Linked DNA regions of Homo sapiens: region 2 is linked to region 1. A link is an interaction called in ENCODE POLR2A ChIA-PET data of the cell type or tissue named here. Cell type or tissue: Panc1. All regions are shown on one strand.

Region 1 (4,000 bases):
TTCTAGATTAACCCCTCTCTTGTGAGGATCCAGTTTGTGGATTATGCCTTTGTGGATTATGTGCTTTGACATAACACCAGCTTTGTGTGGTATCCATGGAGATGCTTCCCCAATCCCCCTGCCCTGGGGCTCCTTTTTTGGCTAAAGTGCAGCCATCAACCCTTTTGGGTTAGGAGCTCTGCACAACTTAGCACTGGGTAACAGGGCTTCCCCTGCCCAGATCATAGGGCAGGAACAGTGGAGTAGGGAGGGTCAGGAGACTGTCCACTGCTGTGGCTTTTAAACCATGCCTAGTGGGATTCAGGGAGCTACAGTGGCATCGAAGGGGAGACAAGCAGGCAGGGGTCTGGCCCGACCACGCTTCAAACCAGAGCAGTCTCACTTTTCCCTGCTTTTGGTAATGAGCATCCACATAAGAAGTCGTTGGAAGAGAGGGTTCTCATAGCTTAAAAAGAAAACCAAAATCCTATCATTGTACAGATGCTAAGAAAGGGGAAGAAACAGGTCTAAGGAGATACAGTTGATGTTGGAACCCAGGTCTCCCAATGCCTGTGGGCCCAGTCTTCTTGAAAGCCGAATTTGATGGAGGTCAAGGGTAATCTGTCCCTAGCCCCTTGATAGGCACTCCTCAGCCTCTGCTTAAGGTCTCCAGTGATGGGGCCCCAGTGCTGTAGGGGTGGCCACTGTGTGTGAGGGGCCCACACGAGGGAGATGGTGGGGGACTCCAGAGTCCCAAGTCCTCATCTGTCTTTTGACATCCCGCATGAGAAGATGCCACACCCACAGGCAGGAGATCTTCCTGAAGTCTAGCCCAGCTCCCTCTTGCTTCATGTTTCCCTGCAGACGGAGGCCCCCCAGTGAAGGCTGAAAAGCAGTGGGGTTTTGCTGGGGCTCCACGGGAGCAGCCAAGGCCAGGACTCAGCCCAGGGAGAGAAGCTCAGAGAATTGGTGAAGCTGAAAATCCCTGGCTTAACAAACAATTAGAGACGGTTAGGTTTAATCAGCAGCAAGGCCTTGATTTTCCTCCCTTCTCATCTGTTGTGGCCAGTATTTTGGACTCCATGGGCCAGATGCGGTTTAGCGGTTTATAATCGGTCTCCTCTATTTCCGAAATGAGAGAGAGAGAGAGACAGAGAGAGAGAGAGAATGGGAGGAACCATTCACATTCATGCAATGTGTACATGTGCTTAACGCTGACCCTCACCCATGCAGAGCCTCATGCCTGGCTAAACCAGAGGTCACAGGACCTGAGTTCAAGTCTGTTGTATTAAAAAGGAAAGAAGTACTAGACTTGGCATCAGAAAGGGCCTGGTCCTAGCGATGGCGAATCTCCTGCACCAATTTTGACGTGCTTGCTCGCTTTTCATATGGCCACATCTAACAGCCGTGGCAGCACATGAGCCAGTTTTCATTACCAAGTGATGTGAGTAACAGACATCCTTGATGGTAAGAGGCAAGGGTGGGGAGAGGTGTGGAGACAGGCTCAGGGGTGCAGGGAGGGATGAAGGTTGTGCTGTTTGTCAATACTTGTTATGTAATAGCCATAGTCATCGCAATCAGGAAGCTGAAATGCAATGTATAGGAGGATAGTAAGGCTTACATGAGATAATAGGTATATATATATAGTTTTGTTTTGTTTTGTTTTGTTTTGTTTTGTTTTGTTTTGTTTTGTGATGGAGTCTTGCTCTGTCACCCAGGCTGGAGTGCTGTGTCACGATCTTGGCTTACTGCAACCTCCGCCTCCCGGGTTCAAGTGATTCTCCTGCCTCAGCCTCCCAAGTAGCTGGGATTACAGGCATGTGTCACCATGCCTGGCTAATTTTTGTATTTTTAGTAGAGACAAAGTTTTGTCATGTTGGCCAGGCTGGTCTTGAACTCTTGACCTCAGGTGATCCACCCACCTCAATAGATATATATTTTTAACACCTTTGTAAAACATCAAGTTCTGTGTAGACTCTGGGTGCAAATCATTGTTATATAAACAATGTGTAGACCATTTTGCCTTACTGATTCTGGGGGAGTAGGGAAGGGAAGAAGGAAGACCAAGACAGCTGTGTGTGCCTGGCCTCTCGATAAGACAAGCGTGGAAGGGCACTGGGTGGACCTCGGGGCAGGGGTAGGTGTGCTGTGTATGAGCCTCAGGGTTGTTGACTCTGGCTGACAGTCCTCGGCTGCAGGGTAGGAGGGCCACCAGAAGCCACTCAATCTAAATCTCATTCTGAGCTATTATACACTAGTTTTGAAGCCATGTCTGATTTCGGAGTCTGAGTGATGGTCTGCCTGCATGGAGCGAGAAAAGTTGAGCAAAGAACTTCTCTTTAGCTGTGAGTGGTGAAGTCCCCTTGAAGTTCCCCTCCTCCACTCATTGAGGACCCTGCCCCTCCCTGAACTCCTGTTCACTAAGCCCCTTGTCTTCTTGCTAGCCCTCACCCCTGATCTGGGGTCCCTGCACCTTCCTGAGCCCTCATTCCCACTCATCCCTCGCACTGAGTAATTCTCCTTCCTGAGCCCCTTCTCCTCTCTGATTCTTGGGCCCCCTCTCTCAGTCCTGCCTCCCAGGAAGCCATCATTCCTTCATTGAGCCCTGACTTCTCCAGAAGCCAGGAGCCCCCTTTGTGCCTCTTCTCACTGCCCCATCCTCCATCTGGAGCCTCTACCCCTGCTGCACTGACAGCCTTACAGTCCCTCATCCCTCACTGAATCCCCAGTCCTTCCTTGGGTCATTCTGCAAATGTTCATTGAGATCCTGCAAGCTGGCCCTGATCACAGAGATGAATCTCGAGGAGCCCGCAAGCGAGTGGGGGAAGACAAAATGTCAATCCAGTTCGGGAATGCCGCACAGGAGAAAACCCGAGGGCATGGACAGCCCCGGGGAGTTGGGAGGAGGCATAGAGTGTTCCTTTAGGAAGTGGGGTGCAGCTAGGAGTAGCTGGGGAAATGAATTATCAAGGGGGTTCTGGAGAGCCCTAGGATTTCCACTGGAGAAGCTGTGCTCATATTTTTTCTGTTGGAAAGAAGTGTTTTGCCACTAAACAAGCCATCCAGAACCTACTGGGATCGAGCAAGGAAGCTGTCTGGGGCTGAGGGGAGGGTCCGGGGAGAAGATGCTGCAGGGTAGAGGTCGGGTTATTAAGCTCTTCTCACCTGCCAGGCTGAGGAGTTTGGACTTGGCCTGACTCCAGCTACAGTGGGTGAGGAGCTACTGAGGCTTTCATCAAGGAGCCCAGAGCCCAGCTGCATAGAGGGTGGGGGAGGTGGCTTGAGGCGGGAAGCAAACAGCCCAGGTAAGAAAAAGTGAGGATCTAAAGTAAGCTCACAGTTGAGCTAAAGAATCCTGGGTCTGGCTTGGCATGGTGGCTCACGCCTGTAATCCCAGCACTTTGGGAGGCTGAGGCGGGCGATCACCTGAGGTCAGGAGTTCAAGACCAGCCTGCCCAACATGGCGAAAGCTTGTCTCCACTAAAAATACAAAAATTAGCCAGGAGTGGTGATGTGCACCTGTAGTCCTGGCTACTTGGGAGGCTGAGGCAGGAGAATCGCTTGTACCTGGGAGGCGGAGGTTGCAGTGAACTGAGATTGTGCCATTACACTCCAGCTTGGGTGACAGAGCAAGACTTTGTTTCCAAAAAAAAAAAAAAAGAATCCTGGGCCTACCAGCGGGACGTGCCCAGGGCTTGCTGAATGTGCAGGTCCCAGGAAGCCACAGGGATAGATCCACCTCCTGGGACAGCATGTGGCCTGAGAGGGGCCCTGGCCTACTCACTTCCTCAGTCTCCTGGCTGAGGCCCCACTACCTATCCTCCTACCCTCGCCAACTGAACTCAGGTCTCTCTTACCAAACCCATTTCCTCCAAGACTAGATTCCACCCCAAAACCAAGATTATCACTCTCTGGGTCACGGTGAGTTCTCTCCACCCACCACTGTCCCTAACCCATCCCACCTGAGTCCCTCATCCATGTTCCATCCTGGTCCCTCCACTGTAGTGAATTTTCATTAAGA
Region 2 (4,000 bases), 51 kb after region 1:
TTGCCCAGGTTGGAGTGGAGTGGCCTGATTTAGGCTCACTGCAATCTCCGCCTCCTGGGTTCAAGCAATTCTCCTGCTTCAGCCTCCCAAGTAGCTGGGAGTACAGGCAAGCACCACCAGACCTGGTTAATTTTTGTATTTTGAGTAGAGTTGGGGTTTCACCATGTTGGCCAAGCTGGTCTCAAACTCCTGACCTCAAGTGATCTGCCCACCTCAGCCTCCCAGAGTTCTGGGATTACAGGCATGAGCCACTGTGCCTGACTGGGACCCAAATTTTTTGTTGGGAGGACATCCTGTAGATACCAGTGTCTGTAGGTCTTTTTTCTTGGGCTTGTGAGTTTCCCCAGAAGAGAATCTTTCAATCTCTAGCTCTAGGGGTATAGAATCCTGGCTGCTAGAGTTCTGGGAACTCAGTGGGAATAGTAGACTGGGCATCTCACTATTGAATACTTAGATTTTCAATTAATCATTCTGGGAATACTGTTATTATCTCTAAATCCAGGATCCCTTTCAAGTCTGAAGATTACAGATACTTTCAAACATGTGACATTTCAAAAAATCCAAAAGCCACTTTCATAGGCCCTGGATTTCTTTGAGAGTAGAGAAGTTGTGTGCCCACCCTGAATGAGGGAGGGGATGGAGAAGTGTGGCTGCTTTGGCAGACTATCTGCTGGTCCTTGTTTTCAGCCCTATCTTAAGAGGGATCTACCACCAATTCCCAGTGATTCCCAATGAATCTCTGTGATTCATTGTCATTATTATTGCTGGATCTTTAGTTTTTCTATCTTTACAACCACTTAGCTTTTATATTTTGTAATGGGCCAAGTTTGATACTACTTTTAAGCATCTAGTATTTTGTTTAACATCACTTTAGTTTTTGTTGTCTCATCTCCATCTCATTCTCTGGTTCAGTATGTTTGGTTCTATTGGTTTAAAAGTGTTAATGTCCACTGCTGTCATTCTAGTGGAGTTGGTGAGGGAACGGGGTTAGCATGTATGTTCAGTCCACCATCTTTAATCGGAAGCCTCCATTCGTTTGTAGGCCCTCTTCTTGATAGCAAGCTCTGCCTTTTTGAGACTTTCACCCTGTAGTCGTAACTTTCAAGGTTGCTTTTTTTCTTTTGTTATTTATTTTTGGCAGTGGAAATGCAGATGTATTATGCAAAGAAAAGGGGGGGTGAGTTGTGGGATTGTCCAGTTGATGAACCTGTTCATATTCTTTTTCCCGAAGATGTTTTATCAATAGATGGCATTGTTCTAAATCAGTGACTAACAAGCTGTTTTTCTTCTTTTGTTTCTTTTTTTTTTTTTTGAGACTGGAGTCTCTGTCACCCAGGCTATAGTGCAGTGCATGATCTTGGTTCCCTGCAACTTCGGCCTCCCAGGTTCAAGCGATTCTCCTGCCTCAGCCTCCCAAGTAGCTGGGATTACAGGCTTGCGCCACCATGCCTGGCTAATTTTTGTATTTTTAGTAGAGACAGGGTTTCATCATGTTGGCCAGGCTGGTCTCGAACCCCTGACCTCAGGTGATCCGCTCTCCTTGGCCTCCCAAAGTGCTGGGATTACAGGCGTGAGCCACTGTGCCGAGCCTTCTTTTATTTCTTGACCTACATACTTTTAACCTTAACACATACAAGGATAATTTCACTTGCATGACTGAGGAAATGACTCACCTCTGATTTATTAATAAGCATATGTATCCAGCTTACTCAGATTATGTAGGTGGTGTGTATCTAGGCTTCAGATCAAGTTGTATCAACAGTTTTGCACTGTATTCTTGATATTAACAAAGTAATACAACCTACTTGTCCAAAGGGATATATATGACTGCATGTATGTGCTGTGTATTCTCTCTTTGAACAGTTGCACACTGACAAGAAACAGATCAGTGTTGGGTTCATTGGCTATCCAAATGTTGGCAAGAGCTCTGTGATAAATACATTGCGTTCTAAGAAAGTTTGCAACGTGGCTCCCATTGCAGGTGAAACAAAGGTACGTTGGGCGCAGGGTGACCTTACTTTTGCATATTTTCTTTTCATAGAGAGTGATTGTTTAGGACTTGTTGATTTCTCTCTGCTTCTCTTGAATGCAGACCACCACTAGGAGTTTAGCTCACCATATAATAGTTTGGAACGTATCAGAGTTGTTTCTGCCCACTTTGATAAGACTGAGAGTATTTTATATGCCCCCGTGTGGCTTTGGCCTGTGTTAGTTAATGTGATTCATATTTAGATCTGTTTTAAATTATCACTCCAGCCTTTTATTTTGATAAACAAAACTAACCCAAGAATATTTGATGCCTGGGTTAAGAAGCCTCAAACTTAAGGTAGGTTCTGAAAGTTGGGGGTCATATCCTAGAACACATAGTGGGGAACAGCATGGTTTTGCTTAAAGGCAATGAGGTCAAGCAGTACTAAGCTCTCAAGAGTACTTCTAAAACTCAGGAAAGGTTCACCGGGTATAATTGCACAATACGAGATGGAAATCCTGTCTCTGTGTTGTTTTTAGACTCTTAGCTGATGGAAACTATAGTTTACACTTAGTGGAAGTATCTTGTGCACGGCACAGATGAGAGAGTTAGTAGCTTAATTACTTAGCGCGTTGCTTTTCTTTGACTCACCCCTTCCTCCTTTCCAGCTTCATACATGAGCATCAGGGGTTTGTGAAATTAGACTCTTAGTGTTTGATACAGGACATCTCTGACTTTTTTCTGACTTCAGGTCTGGCAGTATATTACTTTGATGCGTCGGATATTCCTGATTGACTGTCCAGGTGTGGTTTACCCCTCTGAGGACTCCGAGACAGACATTGTGCTAAAAGGAGTTGTGAGTATTTGGCCCTGATAGGCTGTTTGTGTTTGCGGGGGAGTGTTCTATAGGGAACCCTGGATACCTTTCCTTTTTACTTATTAAGAAGGCAGTTTGGGGTCAGCCTGTCTGACCAAACTTTAGGAACATGATGCTGAACAGCAGCCTCTCAGCATAAGCTGTTTGAGGAATTAGTGGAACCATGGGCATATCTGGTCAATATCATCCCACAAAAGAGTTTGTAGTTTACACACAGGATCCAAAGGGAAGCAGGGCCTGTTTATGCTTAGCGATAATTCGTCTTCGTGGGTTTATGGGTTGAGTCATTTTGGAACCCAGTCATTTCCTCACTTGTTTCTGAATACGACTGAAAAACTGTAAATGGTTCCACTTAACCTTGACCATGCTTCTGGCTATACATCCTGTACACATTCCTCCTCTCCTTTCTTAAACTATTCCATTATTTTTGTGTCCTGGGATGGGCAGGCTTTTAACCATTTCTGCAAGTGAGTAACATGAAGCATTCCAAGTTTAAACTGTGGCAGCCACACAGTTAGTTTGTGGTGAGTGGGGATTAAAGCTGAGTTCTGGGCTCCGTGGCTATGGTCAGCTTTCAGCAGTGCTCCTTGCAGCTGACCATGTCTAGCCCCGTCAGAGACAGGCTCCTGCCAATCTCCACGAGCTTTGTGATGTTGAAGTCTATTTTCAAATAGTGCTGCAAAGGACACTGGGAACTTCACTGCTTCCACAACAAAGTTTGTAAGTGAGAGATTTCCTATTAACATTTAGGTTCAAGTAGAAAAAATTAAGAGTCCTGAAGACCACATTGGTGCTGTACTTGAACGAGCAAAGCCAGAATATATCAGCAAAACATACAAGATTGATTCTTGGGAGAATGCTGAGGACTTTCTTGAGAAGCTCGCTTTCCGGACTGGGAAGTTACTAAAGGTGACCCGGCGTTTGTGAGAATTTAGACTGATACTTGTCACAAGCATGTATGTATATGATATGGGCCTTTTTTTGGTATGCATGTATGAGCAGTGTGAAACTTGTCACTTAAGTGATGATGAACCCCTGGGACAACTGAAATACCCCCAAAGTGGTAGGTGGTTTTGGTCCTTTGAATTTAATTGGGAATCTCTTTGTGACCTTTCAGGGTGGAGAGCCCGACTTGCAGACTGTGGGTAAGATGG

What was found. ChIA-PET counts read pairs that join two places held together with the same protein. Peaks named below come from ENCODE experiments on the same cell type or tissue, not always from the same donor. Only the 100,000 strongest peaks of a DNase experiment are listed, where the experiment ranks them.
Region 2: POLR2A ChIA-PET joins it to region 1 with 6 read pairs; 3 of 35 experiments call an interaction of 5 or more read pairs at or near these places.

The regions. Positions count from the first base shown.
Region 1 is chr1:37,625,320-37,629,319 of GRCh38, reverse strand. All of the region lies in intron 3 of RSPO1 (R-spondin 1), which reads left to right. Among named protein-coding and RNA genes, the nearest start is that of RSPO1, 7.6 kb to the left of the region's middle. In Panc1, no CTCF peak of the experiment used is centred here; no DNase peak of the experiment used is centred here.
Region 2 is chr1:37,574,420-37,578,419 of GRCh38, reverse strand. GNL2 (G protein nucleolar 2) reads left to right here. Exons shown (of 16, transcript NM_013285.3): 9 at 1,864-1,992; 10 at 2,721-2,825; 11 at 3,597-3,755; 12 at 3,964-4,000. Among named protein-coding and RNA genes, the nearest start is that of DNALI1, 19 kb to the right of the region's middle. RefSeq lists an enhancer at 1,091-2,290. In Panc1, no CTCF peak of the experiment used is centred here; a DNase peak (open chromatin) is centred at 1,709.